2 separate regions of the Homo sapiens genome follow, and region 1 is linked to region 2. A link is an interaction called in ENCODE POLR2A ChIA-PET data of the cell type or tissue named here. Cell type or tissue: A673. All regions are shown on one strand. Each heading gives the region's core, and the rest is flanking DNA. Links, peaks and the distances in the headings are about the cores only.

What was found. Peaks named below come from ENCODE experiments on the same cell type or tissue, not always from the same donor. Only the 100,000 strongest peaks of a DNase experiment are listed, where the experiment ranks them.
Region 1: POLR2A ChIA-PET joins it to region 2 with 18 read pairs; 3 of 35 experiments call an interaction of 5 or more read pairs at or near these places.

What each region holds. Positions count from the first base shown.
Region 1 is chr1:246,901,774-246,917,843 of GRCh38, forward strand. AHCTF1 (AT-hook containing transcription factor 1) reads right to left here. Exons shown (of 36, transcript NM_001323342.2): 3 at 14,369-14,622; 4 at 11,459-11,639; 5 at 5,778-5,985; 6 at 3,768-3,884; 7 at 2,176-2,260; 8 at 752-902. Among named protein-coding and RNA genes, the nearest start is that of AHCTF1, 22 kb to the right of the region's middle. In A673, for the core only: CTCF peaks have their summits at 5,899 and 6,098; DNase peaks (open chromatin) are centred at 5,918 and 8,148.
Region 2 is chr1:247,081,615-247,096,552 of GRCh38, forward strand. No RefSeq gene overlaps it. Among named protein-coding and RNA genes, the nearest start is that of ZNF670-ZNF695, 10 kb to the left of the region's middle. In A673, for the core only: no CTCF peak of the experiment used is centred there; no DNase peak of the experiment used is centred there.

The DNA.
Region 1 (16,070 bases), core at 3,719-11,718, 180 kb before region 2:
TGCCACCACACTCTGGCCTGGACTGGCCTGGGCATCAGAGTGAGACCCCTGTCTCTAAATAAATAAACAAATAAAAACTTTAAAAAGACGTGAGCTCATGACAACATGTGCTTTTCACATATTTAACTGGATCTGAAACCTGGATCAGAAATACAGATACAGGCCCTAGCAAAAAGGGCATTTCTGGGATGGGTAAGTTCGCTGTGTGATTTAATCCTCACAACTACCCTTTGCAAAAGGTCTAACTAGGATCCCACTTACAGATGGAGAAACAGAGCTCTGAAATGTTAAGCAATTTGTCAAAGGTCATCACTAGTGATAGGGCTGGATTACGATAATCTTGGCTTAAAAAACCGATGCAAAAAAAACTGCCAGGAAAAAGCGATGACACTAAAGAAGACAGAGAAAACATTCAAGACAACCAAGGCATGTATGCCATACATGGCTCAAAAAATACACGGGTAAACTTCATTCAAAGACTACTCACACTAGTTCAGACTAGGGATCGCCTGTTTTGAGAACTAGATTAAAATAAAAGGGTCCTTCATTACCCTAATCTATTTTATTGTTTAGTTATACATAGCAATCTGGAGAGCAAGAAATATCTAGTATCTCATATAGAACTGAATAAATTCCGTTAATTACTATTCCAATTTTCTGAACTGCCAGGAGTATGAAATCTAGAAAATAACACCTGTCATAAATTTTAAATCCAGCCTTCACATGACATATTTCAAGTACTTTAACTAACCTTCATTCACGCCTTCCTCCCTGTCACCATGAGATCGAAATTTCTCTATACTCTGGCATCCCAACAATTTGGTATTACTCGTCTGTCCCCTCAAAGGGAACATGCCACCTGTCAGGTCCAGGGTGTATCTTTCTTCACAGTATTCTAACCCCTGTAACATAAAATACACGCAAATATTAATCTGATTCTAGGCAAAAAGTCACTCTAAAATTAAATATTCTCCAAATTTAAAGATTGTTCACACAATACAAAGAAAACAATTTAGACTGAAGAGAACCAATCATGGAAAAAGGCTCTAAAATTTTACATACTTTAAAACAAATAAAAAGTGAGATTTAGTCTCTCAAAAATAATTACCAACAAGTCTTCTAAAGTTATTTAACACAGAAGCCCTCATGCACTACTGGTTGGTATGTAAACTGGAATAACCATCAAAATTATATATGCATATATCTCAGACCAGCAATACTATACCTGTGTTCTCACAGAAATTCTTGCTCTAGAATAGTTCTTAGACTTTTAGCTTATTGATACCTTTAAGAATCTGACAAAAGGCTATGAGACTTCGCCCATAAAAATGCAACACATAATTCAGGGCCTTTACTGATTCCCTGAAACCCGTTTCTATACGCCTCCAACATTAGGTTCAGAAAAGTCGGTTCTAGAGACAGGTATGTGAGGGTGAACAAAATACAGCTATTAGCAGCACCCCTCCGATCTCCTCAGGAATTCAGCCAGATAAATAGGCAGCCATCTAAAAGCCCAGACGCGTATGTCCTCTTATAAAAATCACCCTATGGCTTAATGCTTGATATGTTAGAGCAACAAAGTGGAATTATTTTTCCTGGGTACCAATTAAGCCACAAGCTTGAATCTAGTCCAGTCCCCTCATTGTAGAGGAAAACGGTATCTGAGAAGTTAAGAATGCTACCTGGGTAAATAGGTAAAACAGATCTCTAATTTAAATTACTTCTACTACATTATGAATACAATATTAACTTCAATATAAGAATCGCTTTTCACAGCCAGGTGCGGTGGCTCACACCTGTAATCCCAGCACTTTGGGAGTTCGAGGTGGGTGGATCACGAGGTCAGGAGTTCAAGACCAGCCTGGCCAAGATGGTGAGACCCCCCCCCCTCCGTCTCTGCTAAATATACAAAAAAATTAGCCAGGCGTGGTGGCGGGCACCTGTAATCCCAGCTACTCCAGAGGCTGAGGCAGAGAATTGCTTGAATCCGGGTGGCGGAGGTTGCAGTGAGCCAAGATTGCACCACTGCACTCCAGCCTGGGCGACAGAGCGAGACTCTGTCTCAAAAAAAAAAAAAAAAAGAATCACTTTTCAATATCTTAAAACAAAGACAACATATTTAAAATAGAAAACAACAAAATGGTAATATAAACCCATAGTCCAATGACCATTTACCTCATATAAGATTTGTCCTGATGCCAAACACTTTCTATTACCAAAGGCCAGCTGCAGCAGATGCAAACTCAAAACATCCCCTTCACTGAAACAGAAATTAACGAAGACACGCTAAATATATTAATACATTAAACATCTCTTACTGTCCAAGTAAGTTTAGTTTGCTTGCAATGTTGAGTGCATGTGACAAAACTAAAATCACTGTGAAAAATTTAGTTTTCGGTAATTTTTATAAAAATGTAGTCCTTTGAAATAATAATTGATATTTATTATTGATTCTAATCAACTAAATCGATGCTGTTTGCATACTGTAGGAGATATCTTATGTAGCAAAGACTGATTACTCAATATTCTTTCTCAAATATTCCTTCCTCAATGGTTATACTCTACTTAAACACATGGTTGCCTAAAGTTCTATAACATCTCCCAGCTTCCTTTGCAGCTAAGTGCAGTACCCTGTGGTAAAGTTGTGGCCAGGATGTAAACAGAATTATCCCATAGTAACCTCACAGAACCTTCCTTAATAAACAAAATATCCTTTATGCCTTCATCCTGGTCTCTTCCTCCATCTTGCTATTTTTACTTAAAATGTAGAGGTTCAAAGGACAATGGGGAGTATGGGAAGGAGAACGGGCAGTTGGGGGAAGGGTGGGGAAAAAATTTTTTTAAAATATGGATGTTGCCCTCGACCATGAGAGGCCTATCAAGACACAAAGTGAAGATACTAAATCAACCCTGTAGTGAACTCAAGCACGAAGCATGCAGTAAGTGTTAAGAGCATAGATTCCAGAGCCACATCATCTGAATCTGAATTTTACTACTAGTTGATCCCTTTTAATAATTCCTATTACTAGTTCTTATTTCTTTTACTTGGCTTCTAACACACCACACCTTCCTAATATTCCTCATACCACACTATTCACTCCTTAGTCCTTTGCTGAGTACCCACCCAGCTCTCTTGTTCTCAATCTCCAAGTATATTTGAAGAATAAGAGAGCAGGGTACTGAGATTGAGAACAAGAGAGCAGGGTACTTAGAAGGTTCCAAGGCTCTCAATCTGTGAAAAACATTCAAGTAAGTCCGCACAATTTCTTCTGATAACTCAGAATTATTCAAGCATGTAGAAACAACCATTTAACTTTTAAAATAATTTCAACTACTACTCACTAATTCACTGAAAGAATTGTGTTGCCTTCACTAAAAAAGACTACATAACTACATAGACTACCTGTTCTATTTTTGACTAATTTTTAAAGATTGTATGTATCAGGCCAGTCGTGGTGACTCACACCTGTAATCCCAGCACTTTGGGAGGCTGAGGCGGGCAGATCATGAGGTCAGGAGTTCAAGACCAGCCTGGCCAACATGGTGAAACCCCGTCTCTACTGAAAATATAAAAATTAGCCAGGCATGGTGACAGGCACCTGTAGTCCCAGCTACTCGGGAGGCTGAGCGAGAGAATGGCATGAATCCGGGAGGCGGAGGTTGCAGTGAGCCGAAATCACGCCACTGCACTCCAGCCTGGACAACAGAGCGAGACTCTGTCTCCAAAAAAACAAAACAAAACAAAACAAAGTTTGTATGAGACCTACCTATCTTGTGTAGACTGAACAGCCCACAAGTAACAGCAATTCCGAGGATCATTCTCAGGTTCTTGAAAAGTGACAGCATATACAGGAACTTGTCCACTTTCCAATTGTATGTAATATCTGAAACAAATTAGTATATTTCATATTTTTAAGTTATTTTTTAGAAAGGAAAAAGGTACATCATGTAAGAACTTGGGTTAGGCAACCACTGTTCCTACACTTCCCCAGAATAAGTGATCTGTGGGCCATGGCCAAGTCATCTTATCTGCAAAAATACACACGGCACAAGACATCAAGACTATGGTCATGGCACCCATCCCCCAGAGACAGAACTGGGAAGACTCAGATGCAGTCAAGCGGATGCATTTATGTGTGCGTGTAACTGGTCCTAAGAGTCATATTCAATGCCCAAGAGGTAGAACTGGGGAGTGTTAGAATTACTCAAGTGGATGCATTCATGTCTGTGTAAACTGGTCCTAAGAGTCATATTTGATGTACACTCCTACATACTGCTCAACCATAAAAGATGCCCTACAAAGAGACGAGATACTGCCACGAGACTTTTCAGCTGTTTGGGTTTAGCATCAGTTTCCCCACTACTACAACAGAAGATGAGTTAGAAACTGAAGAGTTCCCATAAACTGCTAAAAAAGCAAAAATTGACCAAGAGATGATAGTGTTAGAGAAAGCACTGCTGTAGAAGCCAGGTACTGCAGGTATTTCTTTAGGAGCAAATTCAAAGACGAGCTGACAAACTGGCAGCCGGGCGTGGTAGCTCACACCTGTAATCCCAGCACTTTGGGAGACTGAGGCAGGTGGATCACAAGGTCAGGAGTTCGAGACCAGTCTGACCAACAAGGTGAAAATCCGTCTCTAAAAAAAAAAAATACAAAAACTAGCTGGGTTCAGTGGTGCACACATGTAATCCCAGCTACTTGGGAGGCTGAGGCAGGAGAATCACTTGAACTTGGGAAGTGGAGGTTGCAGTGAGCCAAGATCGTGCCACTGCACTCCAGCCTGGGCAACAGAGTGAGACCCCACCCCCCAAAAAAATAGAAAAAAAAGAGCTGATAAAAGGATAACAGCAAAGAGAGTTGAGATACACTTCCTATAAGATAAATTACTCAATAAAATATACCAGTATGCCTCAGGAAAAATGGAGAAACAAATAAATTGACAACTTAAGGGCCAAATAGGCATCTATTTAACGCTTAACACAAATTAACTTAGCTACAAAGTATCAATATAATTATATTTTGGGGACTTTTTGACAGCAGAAAAAATTTAAAACACAAGTATTTTGTAACTTTGATTTTTAAAAATCCTTTTTTTTCCCTCTCAACTGAGAATTCTTTATTAAGCTGTTACTTTACACAGATGATGATTAGGAAGGTACTTCTGAAAGAACTCATATTATACAAACACAGCCATGTGTCACTTAACAAAAGGGGATCTGTTCTGAGAAATGCTCGTCAGGGATTCAGTCATTGTGCAAACATCATACAGTCTAGTAACACAAACCTAGATGAGATAGCCTACTATATACCTAGGCTAGATGGTATAGCCTGTTGCTCTTAGTCTACTAACCTGTACAGCATGTTACTGTATGGAATACTGCAGGCAACTATAACACAATGGTATCTTAAACATTAAAAAGGTACAATCAAAATACAGTAAAATTTTATGAGACCCCTTTCTTACATAAGGACTGTTGTTGACCAAAACGTTGTAAAGTTACAAAGTCATGCTTTACTAGCATGTTAAACACATGACTGTAATGCCTTTTAAATAAACACTGAAAAAAAATAAAGCTAAATTCATGTGCTAAGTCACTCCTTTATGGTATTCACATTGATTTAATGCCATGAAAAATTAGTCATCTCAATCATTCATTCAATCATTAATCTACCCACCCTTTTCTCACTATGCTAACTTTCAAATATTAGTAAATGAGTACAAGCTATATGCAAAAAAACTACCTATAATCAAATAAGGGAAAAAAGTTATACTTACTCTCTTTTCATGCTTTTCATGTTCCAAAGTGCTAGATAGCCATCAGAAAAACCTACAGCAAGCTGATTTGTCCTGCTTATGTAACTAAGAGTTGAAACAGCTGTTCCTGTTGGACTTACTAACTGGAAACACAGATGGCGCCCTTGTCTCATTACACTTTCTCTAATGTGTGGTACTTCAGCTGGGATACCAGTTAGAACTTCAAGATCTAAAACCACAAATTAGACAAATGAAGTTAAAAAACTAGAAACAGCATTAAAAGCAAATATGTCATCCATTATTCAAGCTGCAAATGAAGTCAACTGAGTTAAATGAAGTTAATTGAAATTAAAAGATTAGTGATAACAAAAAAGTATGTTAAACTAGAAAATTGCCATCCTTATCTATTTAAATGCCACAATTTAAAAAACACATTCAATTATATAATATTTAAAAATTCTCTCAGTACATCTCAAATATTATCTAAGATAGAATTTTTTTAGGGTTAACAACCATAAATAAAACTGATTTATTTCTTTATTGAAATTTAGAACTACTACCTAAATACCTTCCTTGGAGCAATGGCTGATTCCGGGTCAGGGGGAAGAAAATACATAAAATGAGCCTGGTACATCTTATGCCAATAATCTAGGAAGCTATCACAGATGAAAGGGAATGTATCAGACAACATGAAGGGGCTCTCATTACCAATGACAGGACATTTTGGGCATCAAAAACAATAAAATTAATGAAACACATTAAATATGCCAAACCTGAAAAATTCACAGGGATACAAAAAAAAAAAAAAAAGAGGGGTGGGGCAAGGGGGAAGCCTACCCTCCCCACCTACAAAAGACCTTATATTGAACAATTGGAGTAACTAGGTATCACCTGCTTACTCTGAAAATTAGTACTTAAGAAACACTAAACATTTATCCTGCCTGTTCTGTAGACATTGTGTTTCAGAGTGACCAGAAAGCCCTAATTAATGAGAAAATTATTCTTTACATTGACAGAACATAAAAATCATCATTTTGCAGCCCTTAATGAAATAAGGGACTTATCCAAGAATCTTAGGCCGGGCACGGTGGCTCACGCCTGTAATCTCAGCACTTTGGAAGGCCAAGGTGGGCGGATCACAAGGTCAGGAGATTGAGACCATCCTGGCTAACACGGTGAAACCCAGTCTCTACTAAAAAAAAAAAAAAAAAAAAAATTAGCCGGGCATGGCGGCGTGCGCCTGTAGTCCCAGCTGCTGGGGAGGCTGAGGCAGGAGGAGAATGGTGTGAATCCGGGAGGCAGAGCTTGCCGTGAGCCAAGATTGAGCCACTGCACCCCAGCCTGGGTGACAGAGCAAGACTCCGTCTCAAAAGAAAAAAAAAAAAAAGAATCTTAATGAATGAAACAATTAGCTCAAAGTAAGGTTTTATAATTTTGGCATTACAGTATTCCCTCTCATTATTTACAGTTTCACTCTCCAATTTCCGTTACCTGTAGTAAACCAAAGTCCAAAAATATTAAACAGATAATTCTATATCTATATATATCTATATCTATCTATCTATCTATCTATCTATCTATTTATATATATATAAAATTCAGCCAGGTGAGGTGGCTCATGCCTGTAATCCCAGCACTTTGGGAGGCTGAGGCAGGCAGATCATGAAGTCAGGAGTTCAAGACCAGCCTGACCAATATGGTGAAACCTCGGCTCTACTAAAAAAAAAAAAAAAAAAAATTGGCCGCACATGGTGGTGTGCAACTGTAGTCCCAGCTACTTGGGAGGCTGAGGCAGAAGAATCACCTGAACCCAGGAGGCAGAGGTTGCAGTGAGCCGAGATTGCGCCACTGCACTCCAGCCTCTCAAAAAAAAAAAAAAAAAAAAAAAAAAAAATTTGCATGCTGCTCTGAGTGGTATGATGAAATCTGCTACCATCAAAGGGACATAAATCATACCTTTGTCCAGTGTATCCACACTGTATAAGCCACCCTTAGTAGCCATCTTGGTTCTCAGATCAACTGTCGCAGTATTGCAGTGCTTGTGTTCAAGTAACCCTTATTTGACTTAACAGCCTCAAAGCACAAGAGTGGTCATGCTGGCAATTCAGATATGCCAAAGAGAAGCTGTAAAGTGCTTCCTTTAAATGAAGAGGTCAAAGTTCTTGATTTAATAAGGAAAAATCATAATGTGTGCAGGGTTCAGTACTAGCTGTGGTTTCGGCATCCACTGGGGTTCTTGGAATGTATCCCTCGCAGATAAGGGGGAACTACCCTGCAGAGGGCTATCCTGTACACTGTAGGACGCTAAGCCACATCATTAGTCTCTAACTACTAGTAGCAAGTAGCACCAGCAGTAACAATCAAAAATGTCTTCTAACATTGCCAAACATCTCCTGGAGGACAAAATTCACCCCCTGCTGAGAACCACTAGTTTAAAGTTGATGACAGACTTTAAAAAGGAAGGATCATGCTGTCACCATGTGAATCCACTGATCACTAATTGAAACTACTAGACACTATGTGTCTCCTGATGTGATACAATATGAAGTACTCAGCACTTCCAAACTACCTTGCCAAAATACTAAACCTTCATCTATAACCAGAGCTAATTTAATTTGCAGAAAATCGAAAATGATACCACATGAAAGCACAGTTAATTCCAAAATGTGGAACATTCTATCAGATAACTTCAGCAAGTCAATGGCACTAAAAATAAAAACAGAGAGGACAGAAAGAGGATTGCTGTACGTTCAAGGAGACTTGAGACTTAACTGTCAAATGCAATTAATGTGCAGACTGTATTTGAATTCCAATCCAAACAATCCAAATGTAAAAAGATGCTTTGGATAATCACATCAATTTGATTATAGTCTAGATAACACACTATACCAAAGAAGTGTTATTGGCATTATGATTATGTAATAAAATATCCCTATTTGCTTTAAACTAACACAGAAGAAAAGAGGGAAAGGAGGAAAGGGGAATGAACTAAACAGACACACATATAGCAAATGTTGAAAATTAACTTGAATTTGGGTGATGGGTTTATGGGAACTCTTGTATTCTTCTAACTATCTGAAGATGTCTGAAATCTTCAATAAAAAAATTTAAAAACTCAGACTCATATATTAATATAACCACTGTGCAAGAGCAGATTCTCTCATTGTTATAAAGGGGGAAAAATCATATCACACTGTCCTAGAACAGGGCCCCCACCCCCAAATCACTTCTGCTTCTGATGTCTTTTTCAGAGAAGAGATTAGATTTTGCCACAACAAACAGTTCACACAATGGGATACTACAAATTTACTCAAAAGAAATGGGTAAGCCCTATGTGTTCTGATGTGGAAAGATGTATAAGAAACCGGTTAAGTCTGGGGAAGCTGCAGAACAATATTTATGCTGTATGTTTGGAACTTCATTTCCTACCTTGGTGTATTTCAGTGAAGCCTAAACAGTTGTAATCATAAATTACTTTTGTAATCAATAAAATTTATTTTGCATTAAACCCTAAAGCTTAATTTTTTGTGCTATAAAGTCCAACTGCTTCCAATTCTCAAAATTGAGAAATGGTTCTGATCACAATCCAGAGACTTTCGTTATAAAATTATCCTTGTGCACCTACTGATTACTGACCTCTGAAATGAAGGATGTTTTAACGCCACCATATTGACTTGAAGGGAGTTTTAATTACGAATATAAGCATTTTAATTAGCCTTACACCTATAACCACAAAATACACTATGAAACAAAAGCCTATCAAGCCTACTTCTTTGATTAATGTTCCATAAAAAGCAGTCAAACTATTTCTGATAATCTATAAATTCATTTTTAGTTATTGCTTTTGCTCATCAATTCTTTTCATTTAAACTTCACATAAAAATTTTATTAATCAATCAGGTTTGTATACATACCAAATTTTAAGGTATAGTGTCTATCTATGAAGATTCTTTTTTTTTTTTTTTTTTTTTGAGATGGAGTTTCACTCTTGTTGCCCAGGCTGGAATGCAATGGCGCAATCTCGGCTCACTGCAGCCTCCACCTCCCAGGTTCAAGTGATTCTCCTGCCTCAGCCTCCTGAGTAGCTGGGATTAGAGGCATGCGCCACCACACCTGGCTAATTTTATATTTTTTAGTAGAGACGGGGTTTCTCCATGTTGGTCAGGCTGGTCTCAAACTCCCGACCTCAAGTGATCCACCCGCCTTGGCCTCCCAAAGTGCTGGGATTCCAGGCATGAGCCACGGCGCCCAGCTCTTCTATTAAGATATTTTAAAGTGCATGTATGACCATTATTTCTGCCAAATCAAATTTTTTCAGGTCTGATTTTGCATATTTAAGTTTTGTTCAGATGATTTTGGCTCTTCCATTTCTTGTTAAGTATAGTTTTTATCACTTGCAGTTTTTTTGTTTTTGTTTTCTTTGAGATGGATTCTTGCTCTGTCGCCCAGGCTGGAGTGCAGTGGCGTGATCTCGGTTCACTGCAGCCTCCCCTCCCGCTTCCACCACTGGCAGTTTTAATCGGTTTTTTTATACACTGACAATTTTTATTAGTTATGTTCATTATAAACTACATAAAATGTTGATAGTTTGTATCTATTTCTGAGCTGCTCCATAAATGAAAAGAGCTACACTGATATTCTAGGCTTGCTTTAAAAATCAAGAATGTGCCGGGTGTGGTGGCTCACACCTGTAATCCCAGCACTTGGGAGGCCAAGGCGGGCGGATCACAAGGTCAAGAGATCGAGACCATCCTGGCCAATATGGTGAAACCCCATCTCTACTAAAAAAAAAAAAATACAAAAATTAGCCAGGCATGGTGGCGTGTGCCTGTAATCTCAGCTACTCAGGAGGCTGAGGCAGGAGAATTGCTTGAACACGGGAGGCGGAGGTTGCAGTGAGCAGGGATTACGCCACTGCACTCCAGCCTGGCAACAGAGCGAGACGCCGTCTCCAAAAAAAAAAAACAAAACCAAGAACGTCCTCACAAAGCCAAAGTCAAAATTTTTTCGGGTCAAATACTCCTTTTCTAAAAATTAAGAGTAAAAAACACATTTTAAGGTTAGCTCTTCCTTTCTTCATAAACCAGAGACTCACAATTTTCAAAAACTGAAAGCACTTGGAAAAAAGTAATTTTATAAATACAAGCATTTAAAGGAGAAAAAGTATTTCATTTTCTTTGAATCTGAATAGAATTACTTCTATTTTAGGATGTTATTTTGTGAGAAAGACTTTTAGTTACTGTTATTTCCTAATATTTTATTTCTATCTTGGTGTTACCACACAAACATAAACAATATGCCAAGAACACTATGTTAGATCCTACATTGCTGGGTAATTTCATATTGGCTGATAAGGCTCAAGATTTCTTATATTTAGCCCTTATTCCAGCATTTACTTAAGAATAGATCTTATTCAGGTATGTAAATGAAAACAAATAAAATCAATTATCACTACCTTTCTCAAGGCCTACTTGAGAACATATGAACACCTGATCAACAAAACAGTATCTTATGCAAGAAGTATCCACTGTGCTCAGGTCCAGACAATAAAAAAGATTTTAAAATACCTTTTTTTTTTTTATAGATAGGAAGATATCTTTTATTTTACTCCAGCTGCTATAAAAAAATTTGGCTACTTTAAAAAATATTGCATCAGAATATCCAGGTGCTCCATTTTTGGTTTCAAGTAAAGAACTGATTACCTGATGCTTCAACTTCATTTTGATTGCATGACAAGTCATCCAAACATAGGTCAACAAGAAGGATCTGTCCAACATCAGTGACCACAGCTGCCACTCCAAAAAGCCATCGCAGACTTGGATGTAAATGCTGAGTGCTTGCACTGGCTCCTCCATGATTAATTATAGGTTCAATAGCTGTTACCTAGAAAACATAATACGTGATTTGCTTTTCTTCTGCAAAGTAAGAAAATATAATTAACACAATAAATTTAAGTTAAAGCAGGTTATCAGTTATAATAGATTTAAGACTATAGAGTAAATTTGCATTTGATACTTGTGATCTGAATAATGAAATCTTCAGCTATACTAGGAATTACACCATTACTCAATACATAGAAAAATCACGCAGTTGGACTAACAATTGATGTTGACTGAGAGCTTACTGATACGCCAGGCATTGTGTTACCTGGCTCATTCAATGTTCATGACAATGCTTTGATAGTAGACTATGTGTGAGTACTTCTCTTTAAAGATGAAATAACCTGAGGCTTAGAAAGTCAGTCTAGTTATTCAAGCCATAAAATCATTACGCATAAAACGCAAACCTAAATTGTTCTCATTTTAAAGCTCTTAAACAGCTACTCTAGGATTCTATGGCCTCTTCTCCTAAGAGTAAAAACTAATCATTCCAGAAAAATTTACTGTTTACTCTTTAAAAAACAACAAAAAAGATATTTTAAGTCCTCTTTATACCTTAAAGACTGAAGAGGTCTAACCTTCTTTCTATTGGACTTCATATAAAGCTCTGGCAGTCACTGGATCACTGACACTTAACAAGAATTGCTATTATTTAAAGAAAAGTATACTTTAGCTATTTTATGGAGTCATATTTTTCCCCTTCATCTCATGAGTCAAATTTTAAATGTCTATAACTAGTCATCCATATTTTATACTTGTCTTTCCTTCAGTTTCCTATTAATTCATAAAAATTAATTAGGTATGATATATGATAAAATGTTTGGTGATTTCTACGCTAATACAGGTTGAACATCCAAATCCAAAAGTCCAAAATCTAAAACACTTCTAGTCCCAGGCATTTTGGACAGGGGATTCTCAACCTGTACTGATGAATGTTCTGGCAAGAAAAGAAAATATCTGATATCAATGATTCATGTGTTAAAAAGACTAAAAGTTGTTTCAGGCTGTAACTTACTACAGACAAAAGCCTGGCTCTTTCTCTATATCAGTATACAAAACATTACTCAGTGTTTCTAATTCTGAAAGCTGTAACTTCATCACTTTTTCTTTTCTAATTACTGTAATAATGTCTATAAATACTAAAGCATATTCAATTCCTCAGTGAGGAGTAGCGAATCTAAGTTTACATTCCTCATAAAAATACTATATGAAGTGATTAATACTATTACCTTAATTTTAGAAGACAAAAATAAACATAATGAGTGTATACTGCACCCTACCCAAAAAACAGCTAGTAGGTTGAACTTTTGAAAGTGTCTATCGCTACTCCCCCATCTTTTCCTTATTCTATATTCTCTCTTCCATACACCAACCATGCATTCAACTGAGCAACCAGTTCAGGAACCTTGTTTCTTCTCAATTCCTCATCCAAATGATCAATGAGTGTCCATGTTTCCTTCTGTATGTGTTCTGAATCTGCCCCATCTTCTCCATTTCTACTGTCATTTCCTTGGTTCAGCTCCTCATCATTATTTACCTGAATGGCAATAGTCTACTTGTTTCTATTCTCACAATATCCTCGCTGACCCAATCCAAGCAAGCCTTTTACATGAGAGTTCTACTTAAAATTACTTCACCACTGGCCGGGCGTGGTGGCTCATGCCTGTAATCCCAGCACTTTGGGAGGCTAAGGCAGGTGGATCACGAGGTCAAGAGATCGAGAGCAGCCTGGCCAACAGGGTGAAACCCCATCTCTACTAAAAATACAAAAATTAGCTGGGCGTGGTGGTGCACGCCTGTAGTCCCAGCTACTCAGGAGGCTAAGGCAGGAGAATCGGTTGAACCCGGGACACAGAGGTTGCAGTGAGCTGAGATCGTGCCACTGCACTCCAGCCTGCTGACAGAGCGACTCTGTCTCAAAAACAAAAAAAAAAATTACTTCACCGTTGATTTCAAAGGAGCCCCTCATTACAAATAAGGCCATTCACAATCTAAAACCTAACGTTTCTGGCCCCCTATTCTTCCTTCCCCTCATCCCTCCCTCAGCCATTCTAAATCAAGTCTAGTTTCCCAAATGCTCCCTGTACTACTATTTTTCCATGCTAGTCTCTTTATCTAAAATGTCCAACTCTTTTGACTAGAAATTACCCATTCTACATGTTCCAAGTGCTTAAATTTATTAAAGTATTCACTATATTTATGCTAGTCTTATTCATTTGTCTTCTCCCACTAGACTATAAGCTCTCTAAAAGCACAGACCAAGTTCAATTTATTCATCCTGGGAATCTAACATATATTTTCCATAATGCTCCAATCCAAGACTATTGTCGCAAATTTAAAAGGTAAAAACATTTTAAAAATTGAATAGTAATGAATACATTTTTATAAACTTCGAGTGTCCTCATAGAACACAACTGGAGATAAGAACAAGATTTAGATGATACTTTTCACAAAAAAAGAGTATCAGAACATTACATGTCATTGCTATTTTTACTCTGGAACGTTTTAACCAATAAGAAAGTTACATTTTAAATGTTAAGTTCCTTGAATAACATATCATCTTTAACCTCATTTTTATTCTAAACACTTTACCTAAGAGTAACACATTTACATAAAAGTATACAAATTGTAAATGTTGCGGGTCAGTGAAATTTCAAAAAGTAACACACCTATATAACCAGCAGGGGTTCAGTTTTGAAAGAGAAATGTCCAGGTATCTTAAACAGTACCTACCCTTCCAGGAAGAACAACTGCTTTAACTACTTTTGATATTCCAAGGTCATAAAGACAGAGAACACTCCCTTCTGTTTCTTCCAATCCTATTAATAATCCAGTTCTCTTCTGCCAAGAGAATTCTTTCACAGCTAAAACTACAGGAGGCTGTTCATTGACTCCACTGAATCTGTAAGCAGACAATCGCTCTCCTGTTATAGAGTTTACTACCTCAAGTTGTGGACCACAAGCCAAGCAAGCAAGTCCATTTTTCCCTAGAAGAAAAAAAAATTGCCTATTTTAATATTGTATATACACAAAACATGCAATAACGGTTAGCTCATTTACATACAACTATATGTTCATTACATAAAACTTTACATATTATCTCCACATTGAAATCTTTTAATCAAGCAACTATCATTACAATAATAATAGTCATTCAGTGGCGTGAACCTGGGAGGTGGAGCTTGGAGTAAGCCGAGATCATGCCACTGCACTCCAGCCTGCGTGACAGAGCAAGACTTCATCTCAAATAATAATAATAATAGTCATTCAGTAAAAGCCACCACCATGGTATGTGCTTGAATGTTATCTCATTTATTCCTTATCACACCTCAATGTAGAGATAAGGCAGCTAAACCTGAATACTGTTTAACCTTCCCAAAGTCAAAAAGTAGCACAGGCAGAAGTAGATCCCAAGCCTGTTTAACTCCAAAACTCATGCTTTAACTACTAAGGCTTAAACGATTTAAACTAGAAGTTATGGCAGTTATAAAATAGAACATATTATTCTATCCCTAAAGAGTTCACAGTCCAATTAAGAAATTAAGACATAACTAGCATAATGATAGGAAGTCTCAGAACCTCTTCTCCGCCTATTAGTCATGTTTGGATTTTACCCTGCCTGCAATGTAAAGTCATAGAGGTGACTATCTGATTTAAATCAAGTCAGTAACTATCTGATTTATGCATGTTTTTAAATGTTACTCCAGCTGCTAAGCAAAGAATGGACAAGGAGAAGCACAGAGTAGCCGCACTGGGTGGAAGACGACACCTGCTAGGTGACCGAATAGAGAAAAGTGGGTTGACTGGAGATTCAACTTAGAGGGAGAACTAATTGGATTTCCTTGCTGATGAATGAGACACAGGGAGGTGAGTAAAACAAGAATCAAGTACAGACTCCGAATTTCTGCTTGAGCAACCAGATGAATGGTAACTTCTAAATTTGAGATGTCCATCAAGCATCCAAGTACATTAGTTGGATATGTAAGTTTATAGCTAAGGGAGGCCACAGTTTAAGAAAGTAGCATGGTACAGTGGGGTCTGAGAACGCCAAGGTTCCAAGATCCTTTCTGCCACTTACCTGTATAACTGGGATCAAATAAATGATTTCATTCTCAGTTACACAGAATAGTGGCTACTTAGAAAAAAGTTTTACACCACTCCAATGAAGTCATCGTACAATGCCTGGCATATAGAAAGTACTGTTGTTCCTTTTAACATTCAAGAGAATGGCGCTGTCAAGAGAGAAATGACTGATACATATGTTTTGCTCTCTGCCTGCTGGGAAGATGGCTACGAAGCTTATATTCAGAAAAGTCTTCTGCAATATCTTTCATTAGAACAAGATCCATAAGAGAAAGCCTTCTTTAGTATGGTTCTCTGATGTATTACACAATCTAAGTTACACATTAAGATCTTATTCAGGTAAATGAAATCA
Region 2 (14,938 bases), core at 1,170-9,169:
TTATATTTTTTCTCCTTCTACTATTTTTATTTTGCTCAATATACCAGTTAAGTAATGTTCTCATCAGCTCAGAATAACTTAACATTTAACCCATATGTTGTATATTAAGCATATTAATTACATTTTCAATTATTTACTTCATATTTAGCTCTTTTCCAAATATGGCTTGTCAAGCGGAGAGTTTCTTGTTCTTTGCACACTATTATATTTTTTCTGTTTCCCTCATTGTATTGAAAAACATTTTAAATGTAAGTTCTATAACTGTAACATAAGTTGTAATTCGGATCTCCCTTACGGGCGCAATCACTTTTGAAATGTCTGCCGTCAGCTTATGTGTTTTTCCATTTGCTTTATGGCAATGGGAAATCTACATGGATGTGGTATATGTGTGATCACCAATATATAAAAGAAACGCTTCCTTTTTTTTTCTTGCATTTTTTAATTATACTTTAAGTTCTGGGGTACATGTGCAGAACATGCAGTTTTGTTACATAGGTATACACGTGCCATGGTGGTTTGCTGCACCCATCAACCCATCATCTACATTAGGTATTTATTTCTCCTGATGCTATCCCTCCCCTAGCCCCCATCCCCCAACAGGCTCTGGTGTGTAATGTTCCCCTCCCTGCATCCATGTGTTCTCACTGTTCAACTCCCACCTATGAGTGAGAACATGTGGTTCTTGGTTTTCTGTTCTTGTGTTAGTTTGCTGAGAATGATGGTTTCCAGCTTCATCCATGTCCCTGCAAAGGACACGAACTCATCTTTTTTATGGTTGCATAGTATTCCTTCGTGCATATGTACCACATTTTCTTTATCCACTCTATCATTGATGGGCATTTGGGTTGGTTCCAAGTCTAACATTACAACAGAATACTACTCAGAGATACAAAGGAACAAAAACAACTGAAGAGCATGCCCTAGATGAGCCTCATGAATGTGCTGAGTGAGACAGCTGGACATAATATCTTTTGTATGATTACAGGCAAAGTAAACCTATAGTAAGAAAAAAGAAAAATTAAAAAATCAGGACAGAGACAGTTCTGTGAAGAATATCAGTGTTAGTTTAATGGGAATAGCATTGCATCCAAAAATTGCTTTGGGCAGTGTGGCCATTTTAATGATATTGATTCTTCTTATCCATGAGCATGGAATGTTTTTCCATTTGTTTGTGTCATCTCTGGTTTCTTTAGCAGGGGTTTGTAGTTCTCCTTGTGCAGATCTTTCACCTCCCTAGTAAGCTGTATTCCTAGGTGTTTTATTCTTTTTGTGGCAATTGTGAATGGGAGTTCATTTATGATTTTGCTCTGTTTGACTGTTGTTGATGTATAGAAATGCTAGACATTTTTGCCATTGATTTTGTATCCTGAGACTTTGCTGAAGTTGCTTATCAGCTTAAGAAGCTTTTGGGCTGAGACCATGGGGTTTTCTAGATACTGGATCATGTTATCTGCAAACAGGGATCATATGACTTCTTCTCTTCCTATTTGAATGCCCTTTATTTCTCTCACTTGCCTGATTGCCCTGACCAGAACTTCCAATATCTATGTTAAATAGGAGTGGTGAGAGAGAGCGTCCTTGTCTTGTGCCAATTTTAAAGGGGAATGCTTCCAACTTTTGTTCATTCAGTATGATGTTTTCTGTGGGTTTGTCATATATGGCTCTTATTATTTTGAGGTATGTTCCTTCAATACCTAATTTATTGAGAGTTCTTAGCATGAAGCGATGTTGAGTTTTATCAAAAGCCTTTTCTGCATCTATTGAGATGATGATGTGGTTTTTTTCTGTAGTTCTGTTTATGCAATGAATCACATTAATTGACTTGTATATGTTGAAACAAACTTGCATGCTAGCGATGAAGCCTATTTGATCGTGGTGAATAAGATTTTTGATGTGCTGCTATATTCAGTTTGCCAGTATTTTGTTGAAGATTTTTGCATGGATGTTCATCAAGGATATTGGCTTCAAATTTTCTTTTTTTTGTTGTGTCTCTGCCAGGACTTGGTATTAAAATTTATATGGAACCAAAAAAAGAGCCCAAATAGCCAAGACAATCCTAAGCAAAAAGAGCAAAGCTAGAGGCCTCGTGGAACCTGACTTCAAACTATACGACAGGGCTACAGTAACCAAAACAGCATGGTACTAGTACAAGAACAGACACATAGACAAATGGAACAAATAGAAGGCCCAGAAATAAGATCACATGCCTACAACTATCTGATCTTCCACAAACCTGACAAAAATCAGCAATGGGCTGGGTGCGATGGCTCACGCCTGTAATCCCACACTTTGGGAGGCCGAGGTGGGCAGATAGCTTGAGGTAAGGAGCTCAAGACCAGCCTGGCCAACATGGTGAAACCCCCATCTCTACCAAAAATACAAAAATTAGCCAGGCATGGTGGCAGGCACATGTAATCCCAGCTACTTGGGAGGCTGAGGCAGGGGAATTGCTTGAACCTGGGAGGCAGAGGTTGTGGTGAGCCAAGATTGTGCCACTGCACTCCAGCCTGGGCAACAGAGCAAGACTTTCATCTCAAAACAAACAGACAAACAAACACCTGGAATAGCTGTCTAGCCATATGCAGAAAATTGAAACCGGACCCCTTCCTTACACCATATACAAAAATTAACTCAAGGTAGATTAAAGACTTAAATGTAAAAACCAAAACTATAAAAATCCTGGAAGACAACCTAGGCAATACCATTCAGGACATAGGCACGGGCTAAGATTTCACGATAAAGATGCCAAAAGCAATTGCAACAGAAGCAAATATCGACAAATGGTATCTAATTAAACTAAAGAGCTTCTGCACAGTGAAAGAAACTATTAACAGACAACCTACAGAATGGGAGAAAATTTTTGCAAACTATGCATCTGACAAAGATCTAAGGAATAAAGAATTTTAGCAAATGTAAATAAGGAATTTAAGCAAATTTACAAGAAAAAAACAAACAACCCTATTAAAAAGTTGGCAAAGGACATGAACAGACACTTTAAAAATTTTTAAGTTCCAGGATACATGTGCAGGATGTGTAGGTTTGTCACATGGGTAAATGTGTGCCATGGTGATTTGCTGCACCTGTCAACTCATCACCTAGGTATTAAGCCCAGCATGCATTAGCTCTTTTCCCTAATGCTCTCCTTCCCTGAATCCCACCTCCTGACAGCCCCCAGTGTGTGCTGTTCCCCTCCCTATATCCATGTGTTTTCATCATTCAGCCCCAATTTATAAGTGAGATCATGCAGCATTTGGTTTTCTGTTCCTGCGTTAGTTTGCTGAGGATAATGGCTTCCAGCTTTATCCACGTCCCTGCAAAGGACATGATCTCGTTCCTTTTTATGGCTGCGTAGTATTCCATCGTGTATATGTACCATATTTTTCTTTATTCAGTCTATCATTGATGGGCAACCACCTGACCCGTCCCGCCCTGTTGTACTCACACCTGCGATTGCCCCTCTCACCCACATTCAATACCAAAGCCCTGGCCTTGTCACAGCTCCTGGAATCCAAAGAGCCCTGTGCCTCACTCTCCTCATCTGCAGCATGAGTGTCTCCCTCCCACCTCCAGCCTGGCACACAGACCCCAGGGCCAGGGACCCAGAGCCATTTTGATGGCCCAGCCCCTCTTTCATCCCGAGGTGACCCAACCCTGGATTTGACCCCAAGGAGGTCATGCCCCAGGCCTCAGTCCCTCACCTGCCTGTTGAGCGCAGGGCTTGTGTGGGAAGCAGGCCTCACCCCCGGCCAGCCTATGTGCCTGGAATCTGGTCTCACCTGTGTCTTAGACTCATCCTCCCATCTTCCTCACCTCCTGAGGAGGGAGCACCTGTAATGCAGGAGAGGGTGTGAGTGGGCGGGGGCCCTGAGGCAGCCCACGCCCCGGTGCCTGCTGCTTCTCAGCTGGGGGAAGGGACTTTCACCCCAAGGGCTCAGGCTCTGACTCGCCCCAGGAGGACCCTAGGCGCCCCTCACAAGCGGGAATGGAGCCCCTCAGGCAGCACCTCCTGGGGGTCCTCTCCTCTCTACCAATGACAAGCAAGACCTTCAGGGTAGGGTTGTGGCAGCCACACCTCCAGAGACCCCTTGGCTGCTCCTGGACCACACAGCTGCTCAGGGAAATTTAACCTCTGGCCCCCTCCACACAGGAGGGCCACACAGGGGCCACACAGGTGACCCCTGCAGGCACTCACCTGTCACTCGCACACAGAAGGGCACAGTACACATAACCTGGGTGAGCCGCTGCCAGCGGCTGTTGGCCTCAGCGTTCTCTTGCAAGGCATTCAGCACCAGCAGCCACTGGGGCCCCATCAGAATGCAGTTCAGGACACCAGCCCTGCCCCAACCTTGACCCAGACAGTGGGTGGCATGGGACCACCTCTGGGTGAGTGGCAGCTCAGCTCTAAGGTATCCCTGCTGCCAAAGACCAACTGTTCCTGCTAGTTTGAATCTGGCCACAGGGTCTCTGTTGGTGAGACAGATGACCATGAGGCAGACACCCTGAAATCTAGCATGACAGAGCTCAACGCCCCCATGAGAGTCACCATAGCACCCAGACTTTGCAGACATAGCAGCGAAGGCCACAGCAGGCCCTGAGTGAGGAACAATCTGACCAAGATCCTGGGGTCCTGCCACACAGCCCTTTAACCAGGCACTGGAAACTGTTTCCCTAAAGAGCCAGGAGTCAGTATTTTCAGCTTTGCCAACTGATCCTTGCCTCGAGGATGCAACTCTGCCATGGCTGCTCGACAGCAGCCCTCTGAGACAGCCTGTGAAGAGGTGGGCATGACGGCAGCCCCATAACACTCTACTTAGGGACATGGAAACTTCTCAGTGCCATAAAGTATTATTTTTTTATTTGTTCAACCATTTGGAAATGTGAAATCCATTCTTGATTCATGGACCACAAGATCAGGCAGGGACAGGCTGCCCCTTGCCGACCTCTGGAACGAGCTTAGAGAAGGAAATGACATGCTGGGTGCGGTGGCTCACGCCTGTAATCCCAGCACTTTGGGAGGCCGAGGCGGGTGGATCACGAGGTCAGCAGTTTGAGACCAGCCTGACCAACATGGTGAAACCCCATCTCTACTAAAAATACAAAAAAAATTAGCTGGGCATGGTGGCGGCTGCCTGTAATCCCAGCTACTCCGGAGGCTGAGGCAGGAGAATCTCTTGAAACTGGAAAGCAGAGGTTGCAACGAGCTGAGATTGCACCACTACACTCTAGCCTGGGCAACGAGAGCAAAACTCCATCTCAAAAAAAAAAAAAAAAAAGAAGGAAACGACAGGCTGGGCCAGCGCAGCCTCCTCACAGCAGATTCACTGCAGGACGGGTCCTTCTAAGCAACCACTTCTCATCCTTCATCTTGGCTTCAAGCGCAGTTCAGGTGGAGAAAGAGAGAACAGAACTGGCCTCAGCAACAAGAAGGAAGGAGATGCAGGGTCAAGCAGCAGTGTGGATCCATCACACTCAACATTCACACCAAGCAGAGCACAGGCAGGACCAGCCCAGCGGGGGCTGAAGTGGAGGCTCTCTGGGGTGGGGGATCTCTGGGTGGACAAGATTCTCTACCTAAAACTCATATAGAAGTTCCACACAGCAGTAGTTACAGAAAACACACACTAAGAAAAAGGCCAAAATAAAAATAGGACACCAAGTTTGGCCAACTGGGTCTCACAAGCCAGTAGGTAAGAAAGCCCCAGGAGGGCCCACCAGAGTAGCTGGGGGTGGGTTCCTGCCTGCAGGGGGCCTGGGACACCCCATTCTCACAGATGAGGACCCCAGCTTTGGGGAGGAAGCTGTCAGAGTCGCCAAGTGAGCTGATCAGAGCTGGAGCCACAGAGCAGGTGAGGAGCCCTGGCCACATCCCCATGAGGGCTGAGAAGCTGGAGTGGAGGCACAGCCCCAGGGGCAGATGCAAACAGTGGACCCTGGGCCCTCCCCCTGCCCAGAGGATGCTCAGCTCCCAAGGGACCACCAAGGCCTGGAACCCAGGGACACACCACCTGACCATCATGCCCAGGCCTCCCAGACAAGGCAATGGCCAGGACAGGCAGGCAGGCTGGACTTGGGGCCAGGACAGGGGTGGATGGTCCTGCTAGGCAAGCCTCCTCCTCCCTACCAGCTGGGCTGGTTGCACTGTAGTTTTGGTTCTGGCAACATATTGCTGCCCACTTTGGCCACACCAGTCCCTGGCTCCCTGGCCAGGCCCAGTGCTGCCCAACCCCCCTACACGGGCCCCACATACCCACTGCCCACCAGGCTCCTGTCAGCCAGGAGGGGAGGACCCAGGCTCATCCCCTGAAGTATCCGTGGGAGCCTGCATCCCACAGGAACCCACAGCTCAGGGCCAACCTCCATGATGGCCTCTTGGTTGTGGTGGCAGGAGCGGGGGGGAGTTGACCTCCACCCCTCCCATCCTGGCCACTGTGTTTTGTGGGGATCATTCAGTCCTGGGAGCGTCCTGGGGACTCCAGAAGGAAGAGAACAGGGTGGTCATGGCAGCTTCAGCCCAAGGCTCTGGGCCCAAGTGCAACAGTCCTTTGGTTCTGGTTTGATCTGGGCAATAACAACGGGTCATGTCATTCACACAAGGATTGGCTTCAATATAATGCATCAAGGGACTGTGGAGGGCACAGATCAGCCTCCAGGCCAGTTACACTTGGCGGCTTAGCCGATGCAGGCTGGGGAATGGAGAAGCTGACCCCTGACCTCCCCACCTACCCTGCCCACCAGATGCCATAGCAGCCAGGGATCCCTGACGTCAGGCAGAGGCAGGGAGCACAGTTGCTGTCTCCTTTGATCCCATCCCAGGGCCCGCAGGGCCTGGAGAAACCTGGCAGGGGCTGAGTTGGGAGAATCAGGCAGGGGGATGCCAACTGAAGAATGTGAGGGATGGGGTATGAGGGCACTAAGGGCACAGGGTCTGCCTCCCCTGGGGAGGAGGCAGTGGGACACAGACTAGCCGAGCCTCCACAGGCCCCACCCTGCTGCCAGGCACATGTGGTGCCCATACCCACCCCAACGGCTGCAGGAAGTTTCTTCGTCAACAAAAGGGGAGGACACATCCACATCCACATAGGCATTGGTGCCCACACACATCAGAGAAGAAAATTCCTGCTGTGCCCAAGGTGTGGGGAAAGGGGCAATGTCCCCTTCCTCCCCATGGTGGGTCCCAAATTACCTGCTTCTGCCAGCACCCCCAACCCCAACTCCACAAGCTGCTGACCTCCACCACAGTGCATGCCACGTGCCAAGAACAGCTCAGCGGTGCATCCCAAAGGATGCTATCTTGGAGCGGCTGCGCTGGGCGAGGGACACGCTTCCTAGTCACAGAGATTTTGTTTCTTTACCACTCACTGGCCCTGTGCCTCAGTTTCCCCCACTGTGGCACAGTGTAAAAATCCCATCTTGAAGGCTAGGAACCCAGAAAGGTCACCACACCCGGTGAAATGGGGGGTGAAACTCCCTGCCTTGGACCTCTTGCTCCAGGACTGATGTCCATCAGGACATGGCCAGGCCAGCATCCTGGGGAGGGCTGCGTTCCCTGCCTGGGGAACCTTGCTCCCAGTGAGGGATCACTAGAGTTGAGGCCCCTAATGGACTGGGGGAGGCACAGGGTGGAACGGAGGTAGCTCCATCATAAGGGCCTGTGTAGACCCCAGAAAACAAGCATCAAGTTGAGACTCTTGTCTGAAGCTGGCCGCCTGAAAGTATTTGGGCTTTGGGGGTGTGATGAGGGCCTGGGGTCAGGGAACAAAGTGTTCTGGTTTGGACACGCAGGAGGTTCTCTGCGGCTCTCTCAGGTACATAGTATGGTGCTAAGTATATGCTTTTAAAAAGCCTAAGAGGAGGGGGCACCCAGAAGGGGCCCGGAAGTCAAGGGCAAGGTCCAGCCTTTCCACCTCCCCAGCTGAAGACGTGCTGGAGGACAATTCTCCAAAGTTTCATAACAAAGAAGAGAAAAAAGAAATCAAAAAGACCTGGAGGATGGGCAAGGTAATGAGAGCTTACTGGGATTACCCTGCCTAATCCTCAAAGCAAGCCTTCCCTATCTGTCCTCTGGGCCAGGTGAGGAAACAGGTCACAGTAGGACATTCAGACCCTGGGGAGGCAGCTGGCAGCCTGGAGCCCAGGAGGTCCAAACAGACTGCCCCAGCCCCAGCCCTCAGCCAGGAGCGGCTCCACCCCCAGCTCGTTCACTGGTAAATCAGGCCGACTGGGCTGCCTGCCCTTCCCCAATCCCCCTGGCTCAACAGGCAACAGCCTCCCTGCTCGTGGCTGCCAGACTGCAGATGGCAGGCAGTGCACGCCCCCTTTATTTTGGCTTCTCAGCTGCCCACCAGGCCATCCCTCTCCGCCAGGCCACCTGGAGCCTGGCAGTGCGCATGTGGGGTGGACAGCACCTGGAATCCTTGGGCCTGCTTGGCTGGGGGCTGCGGCTTCTGTGCAGGGTGGAGTTAGTGTCCCATCCCATTCCCTGACCCCATGGCCCCTCCGAGAAGGCCCTCCACGTACTGCCAGGCCTTGACCACCAGTCGCCCACATCCAGGAGGCATCGACGTGCTCACCTCTGATTGGCAGTGGGCATGCAACCTGGGGCAGACCCCTTCGAATCCCAGGTACGAGCGAGCTAGGTGAGGGCAAGGTAGCATCAGAGTGTCACCGCTGTATGTCAGCCACTGGGGGACAGGGGACAGGCTTCAGCTTACAGCCATCTTCCAAATTCCAGCCTCTCACTTTGGCAGAAGCTGGCCAGGAATTGGGGCCGATGGATGGGTGGGGTCTGCAGACACCGTGTTCAGGTCCCCATGATGGCCTCACACATGGGTGGTGGCTTGGGCCACACCCGAGCCCCTGCTTGGGCCCTGATCTTTGAGAAGGGGGAGCAGCAGAACCCGGGCACTGACGCTACAGTGCCACTCACACCCACAGATTTCTCCACACAGGCATCAGTCTCGGTCCTGGCCACCTCCTCCTGGACGGCTTCAGCCATTCCCCGGGACTCACGTGGTCCTTCCTCACACGCGGCTCTGGTAGGATGCATTGCTCTGTACCCAGGGACCTCTGAGGTGACAATGGCCACGGTCATGCAGAGTGCAAGGGCACAGGCTGGGTGCCTATTGTGGGGACCGTGACTGCAGCACTCCCAGACTATCCTCGGGCATGTTGCCCCCAGGCTTAGCTAGGGCACCAGCGGTAGGTGCACACTGCTCCGGACTCTGCAGGAGGAGGACAACTGTTACCTGTGTCTTTATGTTCTCCTGCTGCTGTCACTCTGTGCTTCTCATCTCCTTGTGGTAGGATTCAGGGCAGACTCTCTGAACACCTTGTGGGAAATAGCAGAGTCCAGCAGGGAAGAGAGAAGCCCAGCTGCAAAGGTGAAAAAATGGCAGGTGTGACAAGGACCCCCATTCAGATTTAAATGAGGTCCTCATTTAATCTCTGTTCTGATTGGATAACACTTCAAGTGTGTATGTGTGTGTATATTTTTTGTTTGTTTGTTTTTGTTTGAGATGGAGTTTCGCTCTTGGCATGCCCAGGCTGGAGTGCAATGGTGCAATCTCGGCTCACTGCAACCTCCGCCTCCCGGGTTCAAGAGCGTCTCCTGCCTCACCGTCCCGAGTAGCTGGGATTATAGGCATGCGCCACCACACCTGGCTAATTTTGTATTTTTAGTAGAGACTTTGGGGTTTCTCCATGTTGGTCAGGCTGGTCTCGAACTCCTGACCTCAGGTGATCTGCCCGCCTCGGCCTCCCAAAGTGCTGGGATTACAGGCATGAGCCACCGCGCCCGGCATATATACATACATATATATATATATATATATATATATATATATAGAGAGAGAGAGAGAGAGAGAGAGAGAGAGAGAGAGAGAGAGAGAGAGAGAGAGAGAGAGAGAGTCTCGCTCTGTAGCCCAGGCTGGAGTGCAGTGGTGTGATCTCGGCTCACTGCAACCTCTGCCTCCTGGGTCCTGGTTCAAGCAATTCTCCTGCCTCAGCCTCCCGAGTAGCTGGGATTACAGGCACACGCCACCATGCCCAGCTAATATTTGTATTTTTTTTTTTAGACAGAGACTCACAGAGTGCTGTCACCCAGGCTGGGGTGCAATGGTGTGGTCTGGGCTCACTGCAACCTCTGCCTCCTGGGTTCAAGCAATTCCCCTGCCTCAGCCTCCCGAGTAGCTGGGACTATAGGCTCCTGCCACCACACCTGGCTAATTTTTGTATTTTTAGTAGAGACGGGGGTTTCACTATGTTGGCCAGGCTGGTCTTGAACTCCTGAACTTGTGATCCGCCCTCCTCGGCCTCCCAAAGTGTTGGAATTACAGGCATGAGCCACTGTGTCCGGCCACTATGCCCCACCTCTACTCAAGGTGATAAGCAAGCCTGGGTGCCTCCTCTTTTGGTGCCAGCAGAAAAAGCAAACTACTACACAAGGCTCTTCTTCAGTACATGCATATACAAACTCTCACCCTGGCCCCAAACCATAACAAAAACCTAAGCTATTCTCCTTTTCTTACGCTCTCAGGCCACTTTTCGCCTGTTTGAGAGTCCTGCCCTGCTCTCCCCAAAGACCTCAATTATGGACTTGTGGCTGGGGGCCACCTGCCTCTGCAGATGACCATAACAGCTGTAGAAAGGTAAAATGGTGTAAACATTGCAATATATGTTATTTTCAATTGACAAATCCTGCAAATCTTTTCATATCAATAAATGCTGCCCCTCATTTTTAAGTGTGTATGATGAGGCCATTTATCCAATATTTTCTAAATAGGTACTTGAATTATTTCTAATCTTTTGCTATTACAACTGTGAATTAAAACTCACACTGTCAATTCAGAGAACAATTGTTCCTTTCCACTTTTATGGTGCTTTAAATATATTAAAAATGAAAAAATATACACATACACACAACACAAAGCACACACGCACACATACACATGTAAAAGATAGGGTTTCGCTCTATCACCCAGGCTGAAGTGCAGTGGCATGATCATATCTCACTGCAGCCTTAAATTCTTAGGCTCAAGCAATCCTCCTGCCTCAGCCTCCTCATGAGTAGCTAGGAGTGTAAGTGCGTACCACTACGTCTGGCTAATTTTTAAAATTTTTTGTAGAGACAGTGTCTCTATTTTGCCCGGGCTAGGCTGTAACACTTGGCTCCAAGCACCAAGCAATCCTTCTGCCTAGGACTCCCAAAGTGGTGGGATTATAAGCATGAACCATGTGTCCAGTCTGAAAATAAAAATATATAATATCAAAACTTCTGGAATGCAGTGAAAGTATTGCTTAGAAATTTACAACGTTGAATGCATACATTACAAACAAATAAAATTATACACCCAATGATGTAATTTTCTACTTTAGGTCACTAAAGAAAAAAGAACAAATTCAGTCGAAAGAAATAAAAACAACAAGATGACAAGTCAATGGCACTGAAAATAGAAAATCAACAGAAGAACTCAATAGAACAATAGCTGTTTCTTCATAAAGATCAACAAAATTGATAACTATCAAGCAAGGCTAATAAAAAGAAAAAAAGAAATCACACAAATTACTATAAGGTGAGTACAAAAGTAATTGCAGTTTTTGCATTCTTGGAATTTGCTGTTTGATACCGGCATACCCTCTTAAGTAAATGTGGTTATGTTATACATCATTTTAATGGGCATTTCTTGCTTTTTTTTTTTTGTAATGACTTATTACTTATTTTAGACTATGGAAAAGATGTTAGACAAAAAGCAAATTCAAGCGACTTTCTTATTCAAGTTCAAAATGGGTCGTAAAGCAGCGGAGACAACTCACATCAACAACGCATTTTGCCAGGAACTGCTAATGAATGTACAGTGCAATGGTGGTTCAAGAAGTTTTGCAGAGGCCGGGTGCGGTGGCTCACGCCTGTAATCCCAGCACTTTGGGAGGCTGAGGCGGGCGGATCACAAGGTCAGGAGTTCGAGACCAGCATGGCCAATATGGTGAAACCCCGTCTCTACTAAAAATACACAATTAGCCAGGTGTGGTGGTATATGCCTGTAGTCCCAGCTGCTCGGGAGGCTGAGGCAGGAGAATCGCTTGAACCTGGGAGGCGGAGGTTGCAGTGAGCCGAGATCACGCAACTGCAGTCCAGACTGGGTGACAGAGCGAGACTCCGTCTCAAAAAAAAAAAAAAAAAAAAAGTTTTGCAAAGGAGGCGAGAGGCTTGAAGATGAGGAACATAGTGGGCAGTCACCGGAAGTTGACAACGACCAATTGAGAGCAACCATTGAAGCCGATCCTCTTACAGCTACACGAGAAGTTGGTGAAGAACTGAACGTCGGCCATTCTATGGTCATCTGGCATTTGAAGCCAATTGGAAAGGTGAAAAAGCTTGATAAGTGGGTGCCTCATGAGCTGACCAAAAATTTAAAAAATCATCCTTTTGAAGTGTCGTCTTCTCTTATTCTATGAAACGACAATGAACCATTTCTTGATCAGATTGTGACATGCCACGAAAAGTGGATTTTATACAACAGCCAGCTCAGTGGCTGGACTGAGAAGCTCCAAACCACTTCCCAAAGTCAAACTTGCACCAAAAAAAGTCATGGTCAGTGTTTGGTGGTCAGCTGATGGTCTTCTGATCCACTGCAGCTTTCTGAATCCTGGTGAAATCATTACATCTGAGAAGTACGCCCAGCTATTGATGAGACGCACCAAAAACTGCAGCACCTGTAGCCAGCATTGGTCAACAGGAAGGGCCAATTCTCCACAACACCTGACCACGTGTCATACAACCAAGGCTTCAAAAGTTGAATAAACTGGGCTACAAAGTTTTGCCTCATCTGCCATATTCATCTGATCTCTCGCCAACCAACTACCACTTCTTTAAGCATCTTGACAACTTTTTGCAGGGAAAATATTTCCACAACCAGCATGATGCAGAAAATGCTTTCCAAAGAGTTCATCGAATCCTGAAGCATGGAATAAACAAGCTTATTTCTCATTGGCAAAAGTGTGTTGGTTGTAATGGTTCTTCTTTGTTTTAAGACAGAGTCTCACTCTGTCACCCAGGCCAGAGTGCAATGGTGCGATCTCGGCTCACTGCAACCTCTGCCTCCTCGGTTCAAGTGATTCTCCTGCCTCAGCCTCTTGAGTAGCTGGGATTACAGGCACACGCCACCACACCCGGCTAATTTTTGTATTTTTAGTAGAGACGGGGTTTCACCATGTTGGTCAGGCTGGTCTCAAACTCCTGACCTCGTGATCCGCCCACCTCAGCCTCCCAAAGTGCTGGGATTACAGGCATGAGCCACTGCGCCCAGCCCATTGTAATGGTTTCTATTTTGATTAATAAAGATGTGTTGCAGCCTAGTTATAAAAATTTAAAATTCATGGTCCAAAACCACAATTATTTTTGCACGAACCTAATAATATAAGAATTAAAAGAGACCTTTATATTAGAGATCCCATGGATGATAAAAGAATAAAGAATATTACAATCTCCATAACCCACAAACTTGGTAACTTAGACCAACTGGATGAATAAAAGACACAATCTATTAATACTAAAACACAGGAAAAATAGGTAATCTAAATATATTTATATCTATTAATAAAATGGAATCAATACCTAATAACCTTCTGAAGAACTTATATATTCCAAAAATCTGACATTCTGTCATATTTTTCTAACTGGTGGGATTCAGGGGTTTCCATTTTGACGAGAACATAGGTGGGTCGCACACAATTTTAGTACTCATTGGTCAGGAAACCCATGTCCACTATAGGATATTGCAGAGCGGTGCATTATGGAGAATTTAGGCAACATAATATGGTTTTCAGAGTTAAAGGAAGACCACCTGTCTTATGTACAGTAATTCGTCATAATATCCTAGGGGATACCACATTTAAACTTCGGGGTATCCCTAGGTATATTCTTTGAGCCACATGTGAATTTCAGACACGGAGGCTTCTCAATTTTGGTGCCTTTCAACAAATGTTGAAGTTAATTCCCAACCTATTTTGTGGAGGCATAAAATTCAATGAGCACTCATTTAACCTTTTATTTTAAATATTATTTTAGTAAACTTTGTATTTCCAATTAGGTGAAATTTTAAACCCGTTTCAGTTTTTATCCACTCTTTTTAGGCGGAGGGGAGTAAGGGTTGCTTTCAGCTAGGAGGGACTCCCACGTACCCAACCCATTTGTGTAAATTTCTTCCTTCAGAGTTCTTCAAATCAGCATCACCATTGTTAAAGGCCTCCCACATGGTAATAATTGTGCTACAGAGTTTTAAGAACATTAAGTTTATGTCTGGCTGAATTAACCTCTTTGCTGTGGCACAAGGGGGCCATAGGTGTTTTCACCAATTATGAAGCGGGTTCACTGTGCAATGACTACCGACTTTTCTGAGAACGAGATCAAACACATTCACACATAAAACCCATGAAGTGAATTTACTACTTACAAATAGGAAACAAAAGACAACAGAAGTCTAGGATTCGATATGAACTGCTACCACAAGATCAGGAAAGTATCCAGAGCAGATGGATGGAGCCTTGACTGCAGGTGCTTCACTTGCACTACAACTGAGTGACCCCAGAAAGCAGCCCACCTTGGGTTTTATATCCCAGGATGTGATTTGCTGGAGCGTTGAGGACCATTCTGTTTCAAGCAGGGACTATAACAGAGCCTGGGTTGTTCTGGCCAATGTCAACTGATTATCAGGATATTGCATTCTCAGCATATTGTACAGTTATCGTGAGAACTACCAGTAAGAAAGGGGGGAAAACTGTGTCAGTCTGAGACTACCTGGAAAACTGCCCTGCACCCTGAAAACTGAAGGATCAGGATATTTGTTGTGACAGAGGCACAGACAGTAGCGATAGAGTGTTCTTGTGAGCCATCTACTAGTTTTCTCGACCGAAGCATGGCACCTGACTGCTTTTCTCTTTC